2 separate regions of the Mus musculus genome follow, and region 2 is linked to region 1. Evidence: chromatin loops called from intact Hi-C (ENCODE). Cell type or tissue: heart. All regions are shown on one strand. Each heading gives the region's core, and the rest is flanking DNA. Links, peaks and the distances in the headings are about the cores only.

What was found. Hi-C counts contacts between places; a loop is a spot of excess contacts. Peaks named below come from ENCODE experiments on the same cell type or tissue, not always from the same donor. Only the 100,000 strongest peaks of a DNase experiment are listed, where the experiment ranks them.
Region 2: a loop joins it to region 1, with 6 times the contacts of the local background. A loop is called at or near these places in 33 of 42 quality-filtered maps.

The regions. Positions count from the first base shown.
Region 1 is chr1:135,166,496-135,178,645 of GRCm38, reverse strand. It overlaps Gpr37l1 (G protein-coupled receptor 37-like 1), which reads left to right and starts at 10,965. Exons shown (of 2, transcript NM_134438.3): 1 at 10,965-11,771. The coding sequence starts at 11,142. In heart, for the core only: CTCF peaks have their summits at 6,514 (motif pointing left) and 7,226 (motif pointing right); a DNase peak (open chromatin) is centred at 6,375; H3K27me3 peaks cover 809 bases.
Region 2 is chr1:135,253,256-135,265,405 of GRCm38, reverse strand. Elf3 (E74-like factor 3) reads left to right here and starts at 6,934. Exons shown (of 9, transcript NM_007921.3): 1 at 6,934-7,057; 2 at 7,624-7,791; 3 at 8,180-8,401; 4 at 8,532-8,627; 5 at 8,816-8,935; 6 at 9,083-9,172; 7 at 9,315-9,431; 8 at 10,286-10,481; 9 at 11,026-11,832. The coding sequence starts at 7,632. The coding sequence ends at 11,140. Rnpep (arginyl aminopeptidase (aminopeptidase B)) reads left to right here. Exons shown (of 11, transcript NM_145417.3): 9 at 1-223; 10 at 1,211-1,353; 11 at 2,277-2,707. The coding sequence ends at 2,435. In heart, for the core only: a CTCF peak has its summit at 6,106 (motif pointing right); DNase peaks (open chromatin) are centred at 6,205 and 6,945; H3K4me3 peaks cover 1,295 bases; H3K27ac peaks cover 1,110 bases.

The DNA of each region.
Region 1 (12,150 bases), core at 4,967-7,466:
CGTTCCATGGTACTTAAGTTATATAACTTAGCTGACCAGGGCAATGTGATGAAGCTACACACTGCTGTCCACATCTCCAGGATAAAAGCATGAGATTCTGGCTGTGCATGGTGTCCTGTGTTCTTAATTCTAGCACTCAGGAGGCAGAAATGAGGCAGATCTCTGGGTTTGAGGATACCTTGCCTACACTGCAGATTCTAGGCCAGCCAGGGCTACAGAGTGAGACTGTCTCAAAACAAAACAAACTGGGAGTGGTGGCTCACACCTTTAATCACCAGCACTTGGGAAGCAGAGGCGGGCAGATTTCTGAGTTTGAGACCAGCCCAGTCTACAAAGAGAGTTCCAGGGCAGTTAGGGCTAAACAGAGAAGCCCTCTCTTGAAATTAAAAAACAAACAAACAAACAAACACAACAACAACAACAACAAATCCTCAGGGGTAAGCTTTGACTTACTGAGGCTACACAACTAGAAGTCAGGGAATTTGTATTTTCATAGGTCTGATTTCATGCTGTGTTAAGAATCACCCATCAGTGCAGAGTGGAGGAGGGAGCTCAGGAGGACCTGGGAGTGGAAGTCCATCCTTTGCATCAGCTCTCACCTTACCTGGCCTGATGCAGCCAGTGAAGGGCTAGCCCCTCCTCTTTGGCTCTGAGCTGCATTCTTTTGTGCTGAGCCCTGGGGTTGGCAACTCAAATCAAGAAAGCAGAAAGGACACAGCCAGGGCACCTGGCAATGGATAATCTGCTTATCCCAGCCCTGCTGCCCTGTGGCTGTGTGGTGCTGGTTGAAAGGGGACAGCACCGCAGGGCCTGGGAGCAAAGGGCTCAGGGCCTGGAGCTTACTCCTTCATCTCAGTTATGATTTAACACAGAAACTGTGGCAGCTTTCCATGCCTCTTAGCTGCTGCCACAGTCGGGGACGTGACTCTCCTCTGACATGCTTTTGTTTTGTTGTGTATGTGGGTACACTGTTTTGTGTCGTTGAGACAAGGTCTGTAGTCTGGCTAACCTGAGACTCACAATGTATCCAGAACTTGGAGACTCCTGTCTCAGGCTCCCAGGGGCCAGGATTATCATCTGTGGCACTATTTGAAAGGATTAAAAGGATTAGGAGGTGTGGCCTTGTTGCAGTGGGTGGGACCTTGATACAGTGGGTGTAGCCTTGTTGGAGGAAGTGTGTCACTGGGGGGGGGGGGCTTTGAGATTTCATAAAGCTCAAGCCAGGCCTAGTGTATCACCTTTACTTCTGCCTGTGGATCTGGATGTAGAATTCTCATCTATTTCTCCAGCACTATGTCTGCCTGCATGGTGACATGCTTCCTGCCATGATGAAAATGGACTAAACCTCTGAAACTGTGTGCAAGCCTCAAATAAATGTTTTTGTTTTATGGGTTGCCTTGGTCAGGGTGTCTTTCACAGCAATAGAACACTGACTTAGGATGCAGGAATATGCCACGACACTGGGTTTTTCATATATATATATATATATGATGTAGAAAGATTATTTTCCCCCAGCACCGAGTAGTGAATGTCGTAAACCCTTACAGATGCTGGACAGATGCTTATTACTGAGCTCTGTCTGCTGTTGGCTCAGCTGAGACTTTTTTTTTTTTTTTTTTTTTTTTTTTTTCTGAGACAAGGTTTCTCTGTGTAGCCCTGACTGTCCTGGAACTCACTTTGTAGACCAGGCTGGCCTCGAACTCAGAAATCTGCCTGCTTCTGCCTCCCAAGTGCTGGGATTAAAGGCGTGAGCCACCACCGCCCGGCTTAGCTGAGACTTTTATTTCACTGTCTCCACCCACTCCACGGCTGCAGAATCAGGATTTAGCTTCCACAGGACCTGTGGAGGGGTCTGAGTTCAAGAATCCCACACAAGCCTTTGCAGATATACAGAGACATGGCCTTTGGCCACTCTAGCCCTGACCAGGCTGAGCTACATCCCCACGTCAGGATCAAATACTTCTGAGTAGTGCTGTATTTTGGTTTCTGTTGCTGTGATAAAAGATTTCGACCAAAAGCAATGTGGGGAGGAAAGGTTTGGTTTAACTTACAGTTCCACATCACAGTCCGTCGCTGAGGGGACTCAGGGCTGGAACTCAAGCAGGGACCTAGAGGTGGGAACTGAAACAGAACTGACCAGCTTGCTCCCATGGCCTGCTCAGCTTGTCTTTTTATAACATCTGGGGCTACCTGCTCAGAGGTGGCATTGCCCACAGGGCTGGGTCCTCCCACATCAACCACCCATCAAAAGAAACCAAAAAACCCAAAACACCATCACCAACAACAACAACAAAAAACAAACCCAAAAACAACAACAACAACAACAATCCGCAGTCTTGCCTACAAGTCAATGAGATGGAAGCATTTTCTCAGTTGAGGTTCCTTCTTCCCTGATGATCATGGCTTGTGTCAAAGTAATTAAAAAAAAAAAAAAACAATAAAAAACCCTAGCCAGCAAAAGTAGCCATGTGTCTGGTACATGATGCACATTCAATAAACTTTTGTTTTATATTTTTAGTTTTACTTTTAAAATGTTTTTAACCTTTTTTTTTAAAGATTTATTTATTATTATATCTAAGTACACTGTAGCTGTCTTCAGACACACCAGAAGAGGGCATCAGATCTCATTACCAGTGGTTGTGAGCCAGCATGTGGTTGCTGGGATTTGAACTCAAGACCTCTGGAAGAACAGTCAGTGCTCTTACCCGCTGAGCCATCTCTCCAGCCCCCTAACCTTTCCACCATCACATGTGTCTATATGACACATGTGGGTTGCATCCCCTTGAACTGGAGTTACAGATAATTGTGAGCAGCCATGTGGGTACCACCTCTCCAGCTCCTTTAGAGATTTTTAAAGACAGTTTCAGGGCTGGAGAGATGGCCCAGCCTTTAAAAGCATTTGCTGGCTGGGTGTAATAGCACATGCCTTTAGCTGCAGCACTTGGGAGGCAGAGGCAGGTGAATCTTTGTGAGTTGCAGGTCAACTTGCTCTCCAAAATTAGACCCTGTTTTGTTTCTCTTGCAAAGAACCCAGGTCTGGTTTCTAGCACGCAGGTCAAGTGGCTACAATGGCTTAAACTCCAGCTCCCAGGGAGCTAATGCTGACTTCTAGCCTATTTGAGCAGACATGTGCTGTACATACAGATAAGCAGGCACACACACACATAAATAAAGTAAAACACCAAGGAAACCCAGTTTCATGTCTTTAAGGCTGGTCTCTAACATGCTCTGAGGCTGAGAGCGACCTTTGACCTTCGACTCTGTCTCCCAGCTGCTGGGATTACCACACCTGGTTACAGTTTTTTTTTTTTTTTTTTAACAAAGTTGAGGCTAGAAGGCAACAAGCATCCTAGGCAAACACTATGGTTTGAGCAACATCCCAGTCCCCCAATACATACTTGCTTTGAGAAATACTTCTAGTTGCATTTTATTAATCTGTGTACATGTTTTGCATATATAGGCACGTGTGTGTACATAGGCACATGTGCATCGGTGAGTGTGTCGATCAGCCGACAATGGGTAAGAATTGATTTTCTCCTTCTACCAAGTAGGTCCCAGGAATGAAACTCAGGTTGTTGGGCTTAGAGGCAAGCACCTTTATCTGATACGCTGCCTTATGTGTCCTCTTAAACATTTTAAGTATCTACCTGAATGCCAGGCACTGAGGACCCAGATAGGAAGACATGGATCACGTTCACCAGATGTTTGGTAACTCCATTGTCTGGGTTCTTCTAGGACCAGTGTACCTCCCTTCGTGCCCTACTTAGGGCTGTGCACAGGAGACCTTCTGTTTGAATATAAAAAGAAAATTTAACGAGTGTATTTTGAACCCCAGTTTAAATCAGAACATCAGAGTCCCCTGGTTCCCTCTCTGGTCCCACCCTTGGGGCAGTCTGAGGCGTGGAAATGTATATTGCATGCAAATGGCCAGGTGTTTCTGTCCCTCCCTTGTACGTTGATAAGTACCAGCTGTTATCATCACAGAAGGCTTACCATTTAAAGTGTTATTTAATTCTGCCAGGAATGGTGGTGCACACCTTTGATCCCAGTGCACGGGACGCTGAGGTAGTAGATGTCTAAGTTTAAGGTCAGCCTGGTCTACGTAGCGAGTTCCAGGTCAGCCAAGGCTACATAGTGAAAATCTACATCAAAAAACAAAAACAAACTCCACCCCAAAATAGAAACAACCATCCCAAATTTACCCTATTTTGAATTTATTTATTTAGTTATTTAGTTATTTAGTTATTTAGTTATTTAGTTAGTTAGTTAGTTAGTTAGTTAGTTAGTTAGTTAGTTAGTTTTTTGAGACAGGGTTTCTCTGTATAGCCCTGGCTGTCCTGGAACTCACTCTGTAGACCAGGCCAGCCTCGAACTCAGAAATCCACTTGCCTCTGCCTCCCGAGTGCTGGGATTAAAGGCGTGCGCCACCATGCCCGGCTTGATTTTGTTTTTTAATTAATTAATTTATTTATTTTTGGCAAGCTAGGGATGGAAGCCAGGACATTGTTCATTCCAGGCTAATTACTTTCCCTCTAAGCCATAACCCAGCGCCGAACCTTTTCATTTATATATAAAAGGCCACACAGTGACCACATCTTACTGTCACAGCATCTTGTGAGACTTCAGAGCCAGGCACCTCTACTTCTCGCCAACGATTAAGTGAAGGGTGAGGCGGTCCCATGGGCTTTCGGGTCCCTGTCCTTTCCCTCCATGCCTTTCACCACCCTTTAGGCTGTTTTGCAGATTCAGCTTTTTAGTGGCCGTATCCTTCACAATAAGGTGAACCCCAATTCTCATGTTCCCTCTTTTTATTTTGAAAACTTATTTATTATTTTTTTAATTATTTGTGTGTCTATATGTGAATTTGTGCTTGTGCATCTGGGTGCAGAGCCCTTAAAGGCCAGAAAAGGGTGCTAGAGCCCCTGGAGCTGGAGTTACAGATTGTCATTAGTCACCGGAAGTAGGTACAGGGAACTAAACATTGATCTGTTCAGGTCCTCTGAACAGAAAACAAGCATCCTTAACCACTGAGCCATCTCTCCAACCTCCCTCTTTATGTTAGTCCCTAGATGTACTTTGGCTGCCTGGAAATTTGCTACACAGTCCAGGCTGCTTCAGACTTGCGCTGATCCTCCTGGTTCTGGCGCGCACTCTCACACACAGCTCAAAGGTGAATTTCACCAGGGCTTCCTCTGCGCCTCACCCTGGCTCTGATCAGCCAGGGCAAAGCCCAACACACAGTAGGTGCTCAACAAATGTTTGTAAAATGAACTACATATGCAACTTTTAGCTCTTTATTTTTTAGTTTATTTGGCTTCTCGAAACAGGATGTCCCTGTTAGAATCTGTCATACTCGATTTTAGCTGTCTCCCGCCTTTCTGCTTTGATTTCTGGCCCTGTTAAAGAAAAATCATAGCTAGCACTCTCTCTCACAAGGGAAGATGTGAATTTTCTCTTGCTAGTGGCTAGTGAGTCATATGGGCTGGAGAGATGGCTCAGAGGTTAAGAGCACTGGCTGCTCCTCTAGAGGACCTGGGTTCAATTCCCAGTACCCACATGGCAGCTCATTCTATAACTTCAGTTCCAAGGGATCTGTGGCACATGGTGCACATGCACACACACATACACACACACACACACACATACATTATGTATGTAGGTGTATATGCACACATATATGCATGCAGGTGAAAACTCATACACATAAAATAAATAAATCTTTTTTTTTTAAGTGAGTCCACATTACCCCCAGTATTCACACCGATTTGATCTTCCCACTTCTCAGGAGCCTGTTGCTGCCCCATGCTATGGGTGAGGAGCCGAAGCAGGGTTAAGCACTTGAGCTACTGAGCAGCTGCGAGTCGTGTACAAGGTGGCATTTGCTCAGTGAAATATGGGCTTGTATTATTTTCTTTGGTGAGGAGTCCTCACCTACTTCATTGCCAGGGAGAGCCCCGGTCTCTGTTTCCCTCTCTCCCTCCCACCTACATAGCATGTTGCATGTAGTCTCTCCCTCCCACCTACATAGCATGTTGCATGTAGTCTCTCCCTCCCACCTACATAGCATGTTGCATGTAGTCTTTAGCTACCAGTGGGGGAAACTCCCAGGTGGAAGCTCGGGGAATTCCTGGGATCATGGAGAGTCAAGGGGAGATTACGCAGGAGCTAAGGTAAGCCAAGTAAGAGGGCTGGCGTAGATCATCTCTGAGCTCTTTGCTGTTACAGCTCTGCACCTTCAGTGCCTTTCTGGGGTTCTCCAAGCAAGTGCTCCTCCGGCCTGGTCCGGAAGCTTCCAGAAGCAGCCGAGGGTGGAGAGCACTTTGCAGGTAGGTGGCCCCTCTGGAGGTGTTGGGTAGCCGTGAGCACACAGTACCACCACCATCTGTGTTTGGATCAGATCTGCAGGCAGCTCACAAGAACTGTGGGCTGGACTTGGGTACTGTGGGCTAGCTAAGGCCGGGGACAGGAGAGGACCAAGGCTTGAGAGCTGTCTTAGTCTCCAACTCTGATTATTTGGTTCCACCTAGTGGCCTCTGGCATTTCAGCTGTCTTACTGGAAATCAGCAAGGAGATTGCATGTCCTTTTAGGCATTTGAAGAAGTGTGTGTGTGTGTGTGTGTGTGTGTGTGTGTGTGTGCATTCATGAATGTGTGCGCCTGTGTACACAAACTCAGAGGGAGACATGGGGTGTCATGCTCCATCACTCTGCCTTATTCCTTTGAGATAAGGACTGTCAGTAAACCAGAGGCTAGCCTGGCTCCAGAGAGCTACAGACATCTTTCTATCTCTGCCCCGTGGCACTGGAGTTATGGGTATATGGAGCCACATTTTTAAAAAAAAGATTTATTTATTATTTTTATGTAAGTCACTGTATCTGTCTTCAGACACACCAGGAAGGGGGGGGGTGTCAGATGTCATTACAGATGGTTGTGAACCACCATGTGGTTGCTGGGATTTGAACTCAGGAACTTCGAAAGAGCAGTCAGTGCTCTTAACCAGAGCCATTTCTCCAGCCCCCAATTAAAAAAAAATATTTCTTTACTTTGTGTGTGTGAATACTTGCACGCATGTATGTCATTCCTCAGCCATTATGTGGGTTCTGGGAATTGAACCCAAGTCCTTTGCAAGACAAGTGCCATCGATTGGAACTCATTTTTTAAAAAAAATGTATTTATTTATTATGTATACAGCGTCCTGTCTGCATGTACACCTACAGGCCAGAAGAGGGCATCAGATCCCATCACAGATGGTTGTGAGCCACCATGTGGTTGCTGGGACTTGAACTCATGACCTCCGGAAAAGCAGTCAGAGCAGTCAGTGCTCTTAACCACTGCGGCATCTCACCAGCCCCTGGAACTCACATTCTTAGCTCTCTTACCCACTGAGTCGTCTTCCAGCTCAAACTACACGGAGTGTCTAGCATATGCAAGCACAATGTGAAGCAGGATGGGCTAGAATATAGAATGAATGAAAAATATGTGTGAATATGAAAGAAAAGCAGAGGCCTAACTCTGGCTTCCATCAGCCCTGTGCTAAGATCTAGCCCAGCGGTTCTCAACTTCCTAGTGCCAAGACCCTTTAATATAGTTCCTCACTGTGGTGGCCCCCCCTCCCCCAGCCATAAAATTATCCCATCGCTACTTTTTTTTTTTTTTTTTTGGTTTCTCGAGACAGGGTTTCTCTGTATAGCCCTGGCTGTCCTGGACCTCACTTTGTAGACCAGGCTGGCCTCGAACTCAGAAATCCACCTGCCTCTGCCTCCGGAGTGCCGGGATTAAAGGCATGCGCCACCATGCCCGGCCCATCGCTACTTTGTAACAAATTTTGCTGCGGTTATGAATCATGGTGTGATCACCTGTGTTTGCCAATGGTCATAGGTAACCTCTGTGAAACGATCGTTCAACCCCAAAGGGGCCGTGACCCACAGGTTGAGAACCACCGATCTGGGTTCCAGCACCTGCCTGTGAAGCAAGCTAGGATCGCACAGTATAGATGTGGCTGCCCGAGTCTGTTGCCGTGGGACTTGGCCTCGCAGGTCTTCCGTTTCCACGTCTGAGAAGTAAAAGGGCTGGCGTAGATCATCTCTGAGCTCTTTGCTGTTACAGCCCTGCAAGCTACAAAGGAGCAGGGGAGGGGTTTAGGGTTGTGAGTCAAACCTTTCTTTCGGATGTCTGGGTCATTTCCTAGCTGAGTGTCCTTGAGCTGGTTTCTTTATCTCTCTGAGCCCGTGTAATGAAGTAAAGGCTACCTGGTAATCATGAGTGTTTAGGACAGAGCCTGGTACTTGGGGAATGCTTAGTACAAATAACGATGACTCCCCTTCACCCAACTAGCTACAGCATAAGGCAGCATAAGGCAGAAAGAAGGTGGAGGATTTTAGTCGCAGCGCAGCCGTTTAAGGTCATGGGAAAGACAAAAAGACCAGAGTGGTTCTGGGGCAGGTTCCTGGAGCAGTTCTCCGGGAGGATTAGAAGAGCCTGGCTGGTTCTGAGCACGGAAGAGCATGTGGTGCTCGGGGCGGGGCCTTAGCGCTTCTCTTAAGTTTCCCGAAGACACAGGATTCCTGTGGGGTCCAAGTGTCCTTTTCCTGATGACATAATCTGGGTCGTGGTGGTGATGAAGCTGGGCTGCTGGCTGGCATGCCAGACTTCAGACAGAGCTCTGGCAGCTCCCCAAGACTCCTCAGCAGAGGACAGACTCTCCTATCTTTCTCTTTGTCTCCTCCTCCTCCTACTCTTTTTCTCCTGGAACCCCTAGTTTTACACAGCATGTCGGGACCTACTGGGTAGGGTGGCAAGTTTCCTGGTCAGGAAGTCTTCTGGGAAAGCTGCTTTCAGATTGAAAGTCTTGGTAGCAGTGGTCAGTTAATGCTTGCCAGTGGACTGTGTAAATAGCTCCCAGTCAGCCCTGTGTCCTGTTTGCTTTGGCCGTTCTCCTTAGCTGCAGAAATCAACATCCCAGTGCTCCGGCATAGATTTCCACTGGTATCCAGAAGGTCTGTCCTGCAGAAATGGACGGGCAGAGTCCGTTCCCTCAGCCTTGATACCTCCCACACTCCCTGCAGTGAACCCCTCAGTGTTGCAGGCTCTCCTGGAAACAATACCTGCTTGTGCTGTTGGGAATCTGCTGCCCATCCTGGCCCCCTTGAAAGTTACCTGGTCAAGTCAATGCTCTTCTTTGTGACAGTGTGTAATATTCTCCCTTGCCTCTGGGATAACATCTTTTTGTTTTGTTTTAGAGTCAGGGTTTCTCTGTGTGGCAGTGGCTATCCTGGAATTCTCTCTGTAGACCAGAGTTGAACTCAGAGATCTGCCTGCCTCTGCTTCCTAAGTGCTGGGATTAAAGGTGCGCACCACAGTGTCTGAACTCCTTGGTCTAGCATACAAAAGCCTTCTTGCTCCTTTATCTGGTGATTCTTGCCCCAACCCCATTGCCCTGCTCTCCATTTCCCTAGCATCCCATCCTCCTGTGAATTATTGCTGTCTGGCAGGAACACCACCCACTTTCAGGACCCTGCCATTTGTGTGCTGTATCTTCTGCCTGGAGCATCTTTCTGTCCATCTCTTAGGAGCCTTTAAGGCTTCACTCCAAAGTCGTTTTGCTTCAGAGAACTTCCAGCCTTCCAGACAGCCCCAGGATCCTCGGACTCTGCCCTGTACCTTGACCCCGCCTTTCACTGCATCTGCCAGGCCAAGGTGTAATCATTGATTTACATCTCTATTTCCTTTCTCTTGACCACACTTTCATAATTTTAATTTCATATTATTATTATTATTATTATTATTGGTTTTGTTTTCATGTAGTTCCAGTGCTGGAGACAAAACCCAGGGCCTCAAACATGCTAGGCGAGGACTCCCACTAAGATATGCCGCCATCCTAGAGTGTCGTGTTTGGAATTTTTCCTTGTAGCTGCTTTCCTTTGGGAGTCTGTGTGGCTAGAAGGCAAGGAATGGGCTCTTGCCTGCTGAGACCAGCATTGAGTTCAAAGGCTATGGAGTCAACTCCATGTTTGAACTTGTGTCAACTACATAGTTATTAAGACTACCACAAATCTTAAAATTTGAACTTGAGATCACAACAGCACTGCCCCACGAAACATATTAAGAACCGTCAAGAGGGCTGGTGAGATGGCTCAGTGGGTAAGAGCACCCGACTGCTCTTCCGAAGGTCCAGAGTTCAAATCCCAGCAACCACATGGTGGCTCACAACCATCCGTAACGAGATCTGACTCCCTCTTCTGGAGTGTCTGAAGACAGCTACAATGTACTTTCATTTCATATAATAAATAAATAAATAAATAAATAAATAAATAAATAAATAAATAAAAATAAATCTTAAAAAAAAAAAAAAAGAACCGTCAAGAACCCAGCTGATAGATGTTGGTGGCTTGCATCTTTAATCCTAGTGGTCAGGAGGCAGAGGCAGATGGATCTCTGAGTTCGAGGACAGCCTGGTTTATAGAGTGAGTTTCAGGACAGCCAGGGCTACATAGAGACCCTGACTTTAAAACAGACAAACAAACAAATAAACAAACAAACTCCAGAAGAATGGTACACCTACCCATGAATCCAATAGTTTTGGCAATTATTATAATTCAAGTTTTGACCTTGGCAAATTAAAAAAAAAAAAAAGGCGCAAAACCAGGATCTTGCTATGTAGCCCAAGCTGGCCTTGAACTCTGTCCCCCGTCTCAACTTCCCAAGGGCTGGGATTACAGGCCATAGTCACCATACCGAGCCTATCTTTCTGTTTTGAATGTAGGATCTGCCTTAGAACTGGGTAGAACTGGGAGATCTATGCTCCAATTATAGTCTGCCTCTCCATCACCTGAAAACCTCATTTCCCCGGTTGCAGTGATTGGAGCAGGTCCCTCGAGGGATCCTCAATCTGCCCCGCTGTGGTCTCAGAGCCTGAAAACGGATGTGGTCGGGAATGCAATGTGTGCGGCCAGGACAGACAGCTCAGTGTCCAGCAGAGGGCCCTGGCTAGACCATGGCCAACAGGATGGGAGGAAGGGCCATCCATGCCAGACGCCTGACTGGAGGCGGACCCAGCTGCCAGCTGCCTCTCTTAATTCCACGCAGCCCTTAGGTCCCCTCACCCTCACCTCTCCGAGGCAGCTGTGCCCTGCTTTCCTGGCCATGCGGTGGCTGTGGCCCCTGGCTGTGTCTCTTGTTGTAGTGTTGACTGTGGGGCTGAGTGGGGTCTCTGGGGCTGCCACCTCATCTTTAGGTGGGCATAGAGCCAAGGTCCAGGAGCAGCAGAGTCGACCCCGAAGAGGCACCAAGGACGAGGGGCCCAAGGAGGTACAGCACTATGTACCCGAGGAGTGGGCTGAATATCCCAAGCCCATCCATCCTGCTGGCCTGCAGCCCACCAAGACTTTGGAGGCCACTAGCCCCAACCCAGACAAGGATGGGGCCACCCCAGGTAATGGACAAGAGCTGAGGGTCAACCTGACCGGGACGCCAAGTCAGAGGCTGCAGATTCAGAACCCCCTGTATCCGGTGACCGAGAGCTCCTACAGCGCCTACGCCATCATGCTCCTGGCTCTGGTGGTGTTTGCTGTGGGTATCGTTGGCAATCTGTCTGTCATGTGCATTGTGTGGCACAGCTACTACTTGAAGAGTGCCTGGAACTCTATCCTTGCCAGCCTGGCTCTCTGGGATTTCCTGGTCCTCTTCTTCTGCCTCCCAATTGTCATCTTCAATGAGATTACCAAGCAAAGGCTACTCGGGGATGTTTCTTGCCGGGCAGTGCCCTTCATGGAGGTGAGTATGTCTTTCTATAGCCTAATTATAGGCTAAAACCAGGGAAGGGGCTCCAGTGTCTGCAAAGATCTGTAGGTGTGTATAATCCCAGCACGCTGGCATTTCCAGTTTTCTCTGTGTCATTGGGGAAGGAGACAAACCCTATCAGGGAGGGAGACAAACTCAATATTGGCTTCTGGTAGCTCTCAGGAAAGCAAGTCAAGCCAGATGAACAGGCAGGTGTACAAGACCACTGGCTTGGGACCAACCCGGTCTTCTTCTTTTGGAGTAGCTGCACAGAGGACTCACCCTTTTCTAGAGAAAATTCTGAGCTGTCTGTCTCTGATGGGTGGTTCCCCTGACCCCCAAGTCTTTGGGGGTCTCCTTTTTTCTTTTACTG
Region 2 (12,150 bases), core at 4,930-7,429, 87 kb before region 1:
TTTGAGTTTGATCGATGGCTGAACACCCCTGGATGGCCCCCCTACCTCCCCGACCTCTCCCCTGGGGACTCACTCATGAAGCCAGCTGAAGAGCTGGCAGAACTGTGGGTGACCTCAGAGCCAGACATGCAAGCCATTGAAGCCGTGGCCATCTCTACCTGGAAGACCTACCAGCTTGTCTACTTCCTAGATAAGATCTTGCAGAAGTCTCCTCTCCCTCCTGGTAAGGATAGTGGGTTACCTCCTTGTCACACTGAATCCAGGCTCCTTGCGTGCACAGCTTCATGTCAGAGGTCAGAGGTAGATTCACATTCCGGCCTCTAAGTGACTCCCAGGTAGAAGGGAGGCTGAGACTTCACAAGACTATGCCATCAAAACGGTGAAGGTTACACAGACAAGTGCCAAGATCAAATTAACAAAGCCTGGCATCTATCAGGGCCCTGGTTCTGCAGGGCGCTCTGTAAACTCTGTTTCTGTTAGGCCATTTAACCCCCAGGTAGCAGAGACTGTATCAGAAAGGCACCAGTAACCAACACAATTTCGAAAGGGTTGGGCTAAGATTTCAACCTAGTCACCAAAACTCTTTTTTATTTAAAAATTACTTTAAAGATTTATTGATGTATGTGTGTGTCTGACCCATGTGTGGGTACCCACGGAGGCCAGAAGAGGGTATTGATACCCTAGAGCTGTGGTCGCAGGTGGTTGTAAGCCATCTGATATGGATGCTGGGAACTGAACTGAGGTCCTCTGGAAAAACAGGGAGCACTCCTAGCCACTGAACCATCTCCCTGGCCACTGATACTTTGTTGTTCCCCAGTCAGAAATAATAGTCATTAAATCCCAGTGAGAGTCAACTCTCCTGGCATAGGGGGTTTTCATACTAAGAATAGGTAACTGCACATATTCAGATCTCAAAGCTGGATCCAAATTTATTAGTATAATGGTAGGAGAGAACTCGAGGAGAAGAACAGAGTCTGGAGTAAAATTAAGGGGAGAGCCTTAGAGTTAAAGTGCTCGTGGTCTGAGAGCATCACCATGCCAGACACATGAGCAGAACGCATGCGAGAGGTGAGTGGTAAGGGAACCTCCTGAAGGTTTCTGCAAGTGCTTTCGGAGGGAATGAGGGCAGATACTCACTCAGTGGCCTCAAGAATGAGCCTTCTGGGCTTTTCAGCCGGCCATCAATAGCCCATCACTCTCTCTTTTCTAGGGAATGTGAAAAAACTTGGGGAGACATACCCAAAGATTTCCAATGCTCAGAATGCTGAGTTACGGCTAAGATGGGGCCAAATCATCCTTAAGAATGACTACCAAGAGGAATTCCAGAAAGTGAAGGACTTCCTGCAGAGCCAGGTGGGTAGTTACATCCCTGGTCCCCTCAAAGGCTGGGGACCTCCATTATCATACCTGAAGTCTTCCGGCGGGAGAGCCACGTGGGTCTGTGCTTCAGAGGAAGTGGGTCTGGCTTCTGAGGGACCCTCCTAATCAGGCTGGTGCTGGTGTAACTCCCGGGAGCTTCATCCTGCGGGAAGAGAAAGTTGCAGGTTTTTGGACATCGGGTTTTTGGTGAAACCTAAGGGATGAAGCTAGTTAGAGCTAACCAGAAGCAGGAAGAGAGCAATGGGTAATATGAGGACTGGTCATGCCAAAGAACAAAGGCGGGGAGTGAAGGGCAAGGTTCTTGTGCCAGCAGATGCCTGTGAGAGTGAAAGGCTCTCCGATGCACTGGGCATCCTCAAACCCACAGCAAGGAGGAACCAAGTGGATCCAAAGCCACGACAGCTTCTTCTGTCTGTCGTGGAGTCTGTGTGGAGAGGGAAAGGGAGATCTGTGGGAGGGGCCTTTGACCCCTCTGGCCCGTGGCCAAGCCTCTGGAGCTCCCAAGCTTGCCCTGCAGCTGCCTCACAGTGATGTGAATTTTGGCTTAATTGCAGGCGGATGGACCTTACATGGCCCTGGGTTTTGGCTGTCATTGTTTTGGTGACTGACTGCCTCCAACTTTCCAAAAGTTTGTAGTCCCATTCTGTCAACCGCCATTTGTACTCGTAGATGGTCCCTCGCTACCGTGATTGGAGGTTCACACTTAACTTATTCCCCCAGGACCGTCCTCCACACCCTAGAAGATGCCAAAATCAGTCCTTCTCACGGGAAGCACTTCATTCCCTGCTCTGATCCCCACACCCTTCTTGTCCTCAGACCATGGCTGCAGTTGGAGGAGGAGGGGCTGGGTAGACCCACTGAGTAAGCTACTGAGGACGGGTGTCTGTTTCTTACAGGGAAAGCAGAAGTACACTCTGCCTCTGTACCACGCCATGATGGGTGGCAGTGAGATGGCCCGGACCCTGGCCAAGGACACCTTTGCCGCCACTGCTTCCCAGCTCCACAGCAACGTCGTCAACTATGTCCAGCAGATCCTGGCGCCCAAGGACAGTTAGAGGCTTCGCCTGGGTGGTCCCTGCCTCAGAAAGGCTTCACAGGCTTCCTGAAGAACTGCTCCTTCCCAAATTCATGTTCTCACTCCAGTGCCCCGGAGCTTCTGTTCTTTGGGTTTGGGTCTCTGCCCTGGTGGCGGCTTCTGGTCTAGAGAGTCCTGAGAGTCCTAGGAGGCCTCCCATGCTCCCCCTAGCCCAGGCTGCAGAGAGTAAAATGTCATTCTTTTTCACTTTAAATAAATGTTTTTAAGCAAGAAGTAGATAAGTTGGAGTTATAGAATGACTCATTTATTGTTATTTATGTTTAAGAAATGGTGTGTGTGTGTGTGTGTGTGTGTGTGTGTGTGTGTGTGTGTGTGTGTGTTGTGATGCACACGTGGAGGTCAGAAGACAACTTGTGGAAGTTGCTTCTCTTGTACCACTAGGTGGGTTCCAGAGATCAAGCCTGGGTCACCAGCTTAGTGGCAAGTATTCTTACCCGGAGGCCATCTCACCAGCCCTGGGTTTTTGTGGTTTTGTGAAACTCATTATGCAGTCCTTTCTGGCCTGGAATTCACTATGTGAACCAGGCTCAGACCTGTGGTGATCCTTCTGCCTCCTGAGTGCTGGGGTTATATGCAGGAGCCAGTCACCGTTGACTTTATCCTGCTGGCGACCCTCTGTGTCATATGTGCACGGTTGCCTGCCCACACGAGGGTGTTCTCCTCTTCCTCTGTCCCCCCTCAGACCCCTGGGGCTTTGCTAGGCCTCCCCTGCCCCAGATCCTCCCTAACTGTGGTAATGGGTCGGGACTGGCAGAGTCTGCTGAGTGACTATAGCTGAACTCTGATTTCCTGGTTCTACACGGAGGTGGAAGCAGTCATCATCTTGGTTTGAGAATGGGAATGACAAGAGAGCGTGCTAAGATAAGTTTAAGTTGTCTTTCCTAAACACAGGGGACTTTGAGCTGGTCCCCATCTGGCTTCACCTGTCCCTACACAAAGGTGGAGACAAAGCTGAGGTTCCATCTCTGACAGGTGGGAAGCATGACGATGCCTCTGCCTCACCAACAGAGGCAGCTGTGAGCTACAGGCCAAAGAGGGCCCAGAAGTGCAGGGGGGGGGGGGAGAGCTGACATTCATAGCCGACTTCACAGCTGATCTTTCTCAGGACTGTCCCATGGCCCCTTCCTTCCCTTGCCTTCACACTTATCCTGTCAGTCCTGAGACCTGTCAATATTTTGTTTTTTGAGATAGCTTCTCTGTGTATCCCTGGCTGTCTTGGAACTAGCTGTGTAGACCAGTCTAGCCTCGAACTCAAGAGATCTGCCTGCCTCTGCCTACTGAGTGCTGGGACTAAAGGCGTGCGCCACCACTGGTGAACTTCCACTCACGGTTTATAGCATGGGAGTTACGTGTCCTGTTTCACCAGCTGTCTTGGTTCTGCTGGAATCCTATTGGGTCTGCTTGTGCTTTTACAGGACTGGGGTTGAAGCTGTGCTACTGAGGATTAAAGAGGAAAAGCATCAGGCTCCCCCGCCATGCGCCATGCTCAGCACATGCATAGGCAGGCTATCGCTCCGCAGCTGCTCCCATCATAGTCTTGGATCCTTCCAAGGCACTGACCTCACCCAATTCTTTCTCACTTTTCTCCTCCATTTGACTGTGGACGGAATCAATACTCAGGGGGATGCGCTAGCTCTAAGATTTCTGCAGCTTTGCCTCTCCTGAGCGGAAGCCCCGTGAAGGCAAGGGAGCTAGCTGATGGACTCTTTGTGGTCTTCTTCCTCTTTGCTCTGGAGACCCAACCAGGTGTTCTTAGGGGAAGGAGCACGTGAGTAGCCAAGAGGCTAAAAGCTGGTTCTCCCACATTCCAGGGTAAGTGACTGGGTAGAGGGTGTGTCTGCCTCAGGCTGCTTGGAGGAGGTCCCCTGAAGGGCCAGAGAAAATCCTACCCAGAGCCCTTGGTTTTCCAGCAGCCCTGACCTAGAGGAAAGGAGCCTGTCGTTCTGAAGATGAAGAGTGGAGCCTATGGGGGTGGGCAGATTGTGTCCTGGGACAATGGGGTACCTAGAAGAGAAAGGAATCTCCTTTCGTTTGAGGTCTACCTGGGGGTCGTGTGTCTGTAAATGGGGTGGAGAGAGGAGAAGACACAGATCTTATAACGTAGATGCAGGAAATGCTGACAGTTCAGTGTAGAGAACTTACTCAATTCATATAGCCTCCGAAGCTATCTCCTCAGGCAACGCAAAACAAACCAGTTGGAGCCGCAAGACATCTAATGGCTTATCGAGTCCCACACCCTCGATTCTTTGCTAATTTTATGGTTTTGCTTTTGAGACAATCTACTGTAGCCTAAGATAGCCCCAAACTCAAATGTAGCTGAGACTGACTGACCCTGAGCGCTGGAATTCCAGACACATGCATATCTTTTGCTAGGCAATAATCGCTCTACCAGCTGTACTCCCACATTCCAGGGTAAGTGACTGGAATTCTCACTTACTATATCCCTTTAAAAATTCCCTGAGTGGGATGGTTGTAGCCAGAGGGAAAAGGCACCAACAACTGCTTGTCACTTTCCAAATTTGGTAGCCTGAACAAACCACTTATCAAGACAACAACTATATATCATTTCTTTTCTTCTCTCTCTCTCTCTCTCTCTCTCTCTCTCTCACTCTCTCTCTCTCTCTCTCTTTTGAAAGAGTCTCACTACTATGTAGCCCTTGATAACCTAGAACTCACTATGTAGTCCAGGCTTGGCCTTCAGCTCGCAGAGGTCCACTTGCCTTGGGAGTTGAGAGATTAAAGGGATGCATCTCCACATGTGTCCAACAGTGCTTTTTAAAAATATTTTTAAAACCATGCTTACAGCCAGGCATAGTGGGCGTGCCTTTAATCCCAGTACTGGGGAGGCAGAGGTAGGTAGAGTTCTGAGTTGGAGGCTAGCCACATAGTAAGTCCCAGGATAGCTAGAACTATGTAAAGACCATGTCTCAAAAAAGATGCAAACATGTGTGTGTGTATATGTGTGTGTGTGTGTGTATATCTTGTTTGTTTAGTGTGTATGTGTGTGTACACTTGCACATAAAGGTCAGAGTACCACATTACAGGAGTCAGTTTTCTCCTTTTATCATGTATGGATGGAACACGGGTCCATCCATAGCATCCTTAGCAGCAGGTATCCTTATCCACTGAGCTATCTCAGCAGCCCCACATTGCTTATTGGATGTTTTTGGATGAGGATAGTTATATTAAAAAGGTTTCTGGTGTTGGTCTGGGTAGTTACCCTTTAACCCATCTCTAGAGCCTGTCTCTTGAGTTTGAGGCCAGCCTGGTATATGTAGCTAGACAAAGTTTCAAAAATGAACAGAATCCTGGGACTAGAACCCATTTGTAGAATGCTTGCATAAGAAGCTCTGGGTTCAATTTCCTGCATCTCCAGAGGGATTTTGTTCTGTAGTTTTAGTTTTTCAAGACAGAGTTTCTCTGTGTAGCCCTGGCTGTCCTGGAACTCACTCTGTAGACAAGGCTGGCCTCGAACTCAGAAATCCTTCTACCTCTACTTCAGGAGTGCTGGGATTAAAGATGTGCGCTGCCCTCCTCCACCCCAATTTGTTTTTGTTTTTTAAGGGCCCCGGTAAACAGTAAATTAACATGTGCATCCTGTTTGTCTTTGTAATGACTCAAATGTTGGGCTTCTGACCACTAGAGGGCAGCAGGCAGATACTAATGGAGTGGGCGGAGAGAAGGGTAATCAGGAGCAGACCAGACTCGCGGATAAACCAAACAGCACCGCCAGCCGACCCTAGGCGAGGAGAGCGCCACAGGCACCAAGGGAAGACTTGAAGTAGTGTCTGATCTCTACCGCTTCAGCAACCATCGCGTTTGGGTGGGCTCCAGACAGGCAAAGTGCCAGCAAATGGTCTCTGTAGCTGACTAGACAGACTATCAGACCCAAACCACCACTGGACCGTGAATGTTGCCCAGTGTGTTGCCTAGCCGCTTTCAGAATCCCAGCTTCTGGGTGTTGTGGAGGAAACCCCTTAGCCTCGGTAACTTTCACCAGGCCCTTCTTGTCTCTAGACCTCTAGACAGTTGGAAGCATCAGTCTTGACCCAGCCACCGGTTCAGATTCCTTGCCTTGCTTTCTCCTCCCCAGTTCAGCCCTGGCCAGGCCCCCAGGAAGAATTTCCAGGGCCAGAGGGCAGCCTAAGGCACAGATGCCCACCCCTGCAATGTTCCCGCCACCTGCCCAGTTCAGTACCCAGGGCCCAACCCCAGAGGGTGCGGAATGACAGATTCTGACAATCATTAAACCAGCCAGGCCTGATTTCCCAGCACCGCCTGCTAGGATCTGGGCCAAGTGGCACGGAATATGCAAATCACCTGGGACAGGGAGCCCAGTCTGAAGGCCAGGAAATCCCCAGCATCCAATGAGCCACCAGCTCAGGTTACAACCGGGGACGTACGCCGAAGACCTGGAGGGGAGGAGCTCCTGCTTTGCTCTATTTAGAGCGGGTGGGGGCAGCGCCCTGGCCACACTCATCACTGCTACCTGCGGAGCCTTCGACCGCTTAGATTTCTTCCCTTCCTGTGGCCTCAGAAGCCTGCTCACCCGCCTGCCACACCGAACCCTGACACACCTCGGTACGGTCACATTCCCTAACTCTGGCTTCAGGAACCGTCCAGTGGATTTACAGTTCTGAACTTAATCACTCAGGCTTGGAGGTTCCTAGCTGGAGTGTTGGGGCTACTGTGGGTGTATTCTGGGACTGGTCAGAGACCAGATCGGTGTCTTGGAGGGACAGGGTGGCTTCTTTGGTTCAGGAGCCCACGTGATTTGTGGAGAGAGCCCCAGAAGAATTTGTATCATGGTCCCACCCGCTTTGAGATTATTTTTATTTTTCGGAGCCGAATTTCCCAGTTTGGCGCCAGCTGGCCTGACCCTTCTAGGCTCAAGAGAGCATCCAACCTCAGCTTCCCCAAGTAGCTGGCTCTTGGTGGTGATGGTGGTGGTGGTGGTGGTGGTGGTGGTGGTGGTGGTGGTGTGTGTGTGTTTGTGTGTGTGTGGTGGAGGGGGGGGGTGTTGAAGAGAGAATGTCTACAGCAACACTGAACTTCCTGCCTCTCGGCTGTTGCTGCCCAGGCTTTGCCAGACAGAAATGGAAGTGTACCCTGACCTGTACCCTCCCCACCTTGTCTCCTCTTCCCAGGGGCCCTCATGGCTGCCACCTGTGAGATCAGCAACGTTTTTAGTAACTACTTCAACGCCATGTACAGCTCAGAAGACCCCACCCTGGCTCCTGCTCCTCCGACTACCTTTGGCACTGAAGACTTGGTGTTGACCCTGAACAACCAACAGATGACACTGGAAGGTCCAGGTGAGTGCTGTGTAAAATCTTTACAGACAGGACACCAATGATCTGAGAGGCTCTTAGATGATAAATGGACAGGGAGGAAGGGTATCCTGGAGTTAGTGGCTGGGGAGGATTTATTCATTCATATGTTTGTGTAGTACTGGGGAAAGAACCCAAACAAGACCTTATTTATGCTAGACTGTGTTCCTAGTCCCGAGAAGACTGTAGTGGCTGAGGTGGTGGGAATATAAGAACTGTGGTGACAGATTAAGGGAGGATGAACTTGAGAACTAGCCATGTTGTGATTGTGGATATGTATCTGTCCCTCTCCGCCCCTCCTCGGGTTGTGTAGGACCTCAGACAAGATCCCAAAGGGACAGGACTGATCCTCTGGCTGTACTCCACCTTGCAGAGAAGGCAAGCTGGACTAGCGAGCGGCCCCAGTTCTGGTCGAAGACCCAGGTTCTGGAGTGGATCAGCTACCAAGTGGAGAAGAACAAGTATGACGCCAGCTCCATCGACTTCTCCCGCTGCGACATGGACGGAGCCACCCTCTGCAGCTGTGCGCTGGAGGAGCTGCGGCTAGTCTTTGGACCTCTGGGAGACCAGCTCCATGCCCAGCTTCGGGACCTCAGTAAGTCTAGGCTGGGAGCCACAGGGCCTAGAGAGTGAGCGAGGTGGCTGGGACTTGGGCAGGAGGGTGCAGCCATCGAGCCCCTGCCGGAACCATGGTCAGTGACGCTCTCCCTCCCTGCCTCCGCCAGCCTCCAACTCTTCTGATGAACTCAGCTGGATCATCGAGCTGCTGGAGAAGGATGGCATGTCCTTCCAAGAGAGCCTAGGCGACTCGGGCCCCTTTGGTGAGAACCCATTTTCTCCCTTTTTCCTCCCTAGCTTGTCTTGTCCCATCTGTAACTCCTCCAGAGTGCTAGAGATATTCTCTCCCAACTTGAAAATAAGTCCATAGTCATTTCTGTGGTCCCTGGAGGGTCGTGCCTGTCCTTGCTGGTATCCTGGGCCTCTCTAAGCTCTTAACTTCTTTTCTCAGATCAGGGAAGTCCTTTTGCCCAGGAACTCCTGGATGATGGCCGCCAGGCCAGTCCCTACTACTGCAGTACCTATGGCCCTGGAGCGCCCTCCCCCGGCAGCTCTGATGTCTCCACTGCAAGTAAGTCCTGCCCTTGCCACAGCCTGCCTTCTCCAAGTGCCCTAGAGTGCATCGAGTTCTTAGAATACTCATTCAGTATCTGAAGTCTGGGTAGGCAGTGACTGGGTAGGCTGGCCCTGGCATTGAAGTGGTATTTTTCACCCCTAGGGACCGCTACTCCCCAGAGTTCCCATGCTTCTGACTCCGGTGGAAGTGATGTGGACCTGGACCTCACCGAGAGCAAGGTCTTCCCTAGAGGTGAGTTGAGGGCTGTTCTTGGGGGTCCTGTCCATGGGGTCTAGCCACTCCCCTCTGCCCTATGGCTGCAGTTTCTGTAGCAAGGCTCCCTGTTGACACCCTGCCCTTACCTTCTCTTGACCTTCCAACCCCCTTCCCATAGATGGCTTTCCTGACTATAAGAAGGGGGAACCCAAGCACGGGAAGAGGAAACGGGGGCGTCCCAGAAAGCTGAGCAAGGAATACTGGGACTGTCTGGAGGGCAAGAAGAGCAAGCACGGTAAGCTCTAAGGGCTGCCAGGCCTGTGGGCGGAGGGATACTATTCCTTCAGCTTCCACTGGCCTCTCACAGCCGCTGGAACTCATTGCATTGACGGGGCTCCATGGCATTTGTTACTGCCTCTTTACAGAGGCCTGCTTGGACTTAGAGAAGAAGGGAACTGAGGGTCCTAGGAGAGGCCATGGAGAGAGTCCAGCCTTCCCACACTCTTCCTCTTTAACTATCCCTGTACTTGGCCCCTGTCTTGCCTGATGGAACTTTCCGATGGGGAGGAGGCAGCTGGTGGGTGCTCAGAGCCAGGCAGGCTGGGGTGGCTGCGACTCCAGGCACAGCCTGCTGAAAGAGCCTCGGGCCTTGTGTGCTCCAGCTGCTCTGAACCACCTGGAGGTCACCCCAAAGGTCTTGCCTGCCGCCTCTTCCATACACACAGACCTGCACGTATGCACTCCTGGCCTGCTTTCCTTCTTGTCCCGAGGGGACTGTTAATTCCGGGAAGCTGTTTCTTGGTCCCTCAGGCTATAGGCAGCTCTCTGACCCCATGTGTGCCAAGTTCTCACCACCATTGGTCCCCACTGAACCATGAGCCCCCTCACAAAGAAGCGTGTCTCTGTCGCTGTCCATCTTAACCAGTTGTTTGATCCTTAACTGGTGAGAGAATCGAGCGCTCTGTGCAGTCGGCCTAGCGCATTGCATTTTGGGGCAGGAAAGGAAGCAGCCACTATAGCAATCACTAAGAGGACATTTCATATACTCCCATATGCCTTGGCTCTTAGCCTCGTTGGGATAGGAGAGGCCAGGTCGCCTAGAGGAGAGGGGCACCCCAGACTGATAACTGAGGAAATCTTCCCTTGTAGCCCCCAGAGGTACTCACCTGTGGGAGTTTATCCGAGACATCCTAATCCACCCCGAGCTCAACGAAGGCCTCATGAAGTGGGAGAACCGGCACGAGGGTGTGTTCAAGTTTCTTCGCTCAGAGGCCGTGGCCCAACTCTGGGGCCAGAAGAAGAAGAACAGCAACATGACCTATGAGAAGCTGAGCCGAGCCATGAGGTGAGTGTGAGCGTCAGGGACCTCTGCTTGGGCTCTACTGGCTTCCGCTAGGTTTCACAAGACAGGCCTGAGGCCCGTATGGAGAGGACAAGGACAGTGTTGTGGCCCTGTGTAGTTGGTTACGTGCAGCATGAAGAAAGCGCTGGGCAGAGATCGTGAGCACACTTAGCTTTAGCTAACATTTCTGTGTTTCCTGCAGACTTGTTCTAAGAAAGACACTTGAGAGAAAGAATAGAAATTGACAGCTCAGCTCCCTTGTCTCTGGGCCACAAAGGTGAACTAGCTCAGCGTTGCTAAAGTCCCCTCTCCCTCAGTTCACGGGCCTTTATGAAAAGCCCCAGGACATAGCCAGAAGGCACAGAGAAGTAAATGTAGAAGCAGGTGCTCTGGCCATAATTACAGATCACCGCGGCCACAACAGGTGAGGAGAGGGAACACTCAGGCAGAGAGGGCCAGCTCAGCACACTGGGGCTGGGAACCAATGCGAACCTCAGACCATAGCATGCCTCTTGCCTACACCTCTGACCACCTCCTTCCCACGCAGGTATTACTACAAACGGGAGATCCTGGAACGGGTGGATGGCCGACGGCTCGTCTACAAGTTTGGCAAGAACTCTAGTGGCTGGAAGGAAGAAGAGGTTGGAGAGAGTCGGAATTAAGGATCGGGGCTGGACCCAGGACCTGACTCAGGCATGAACTCCAGAACTGAAGCCTTCCTGGAAGGACAGGCAGGCCTGATGGCCCCCTTAACATGGATGTGTTCCCTGTGTTGCTGTAGAGAGGAAGAACCTGTTGGGCGTGCCCTCTGCAGTCTCCTCAAGTGCAGCCTTTGGCCTCTCTCCTCGCCCTCTTGGAATTACAAGCCCCAGGGTTTGAACCAACTTGTTCGATAACTCTCCAGCTGTGACTCCAGTTCCCTCCCGTCCCAACATGGACTGCAAATGAGACCCACCTGCAGATGCCTGGCCTCAGCCAAGGAGGCTGGGGAGACTGTGGCAGGAGACTGCAGGGACGGAGGGGACAGGGTTGTGTCCTCGGTACTTCCTGGACTGCCTTCCACCTCTCTGCTCAGTACTCAGGCTCCACAGACGGGGGTCGGATCATCCCTAATTTATGTGCTATAAATATTCCAGGTGTATATAGAGAGCTATTTTTTCTAAAGCATTTCCCCTCCCTGCTCTTCTCCACTGAGTGCTGGTGGCCAGACTGATTTTTTTTTAGGCCCCCTAACTGGACCAGCGAGAAGTAGGGTGATTCCAGGACCCCCTCTTCCCCCAGAGGGGTCTCCTGGATCCCCTTTCCTGTGAATGGAGGCTCCAATAAAGTGCCTTCTGGGCTTTTTCTAACCTTGGCCTGAGCTCTCTGTGTACTGAAATTTGGGACTCTGCATTGGATAAGGCATGGAGACAGGTGGAAGAAGATGTTAAGCATGAAGAAAGATGGGGTGGGGGGGGGGCTGGGTGTTGATGTATGCAGCTGGAGGGTCGGCAGGAGGTCGAGAAAAGAGAAAAAAATAGGTGTAGGCAGCTGACAACTGAAGAAGGACCCATGACTTCATCCTAGTGAGGATGTGGGCTTAGGAACAGGACCAGGGCTATCCTGTTGCCACTAACCATGTGCTTAGTGAGTGACCTTGGCCAAATCCATCTTCAGGGCTGCTTCTTCCTCT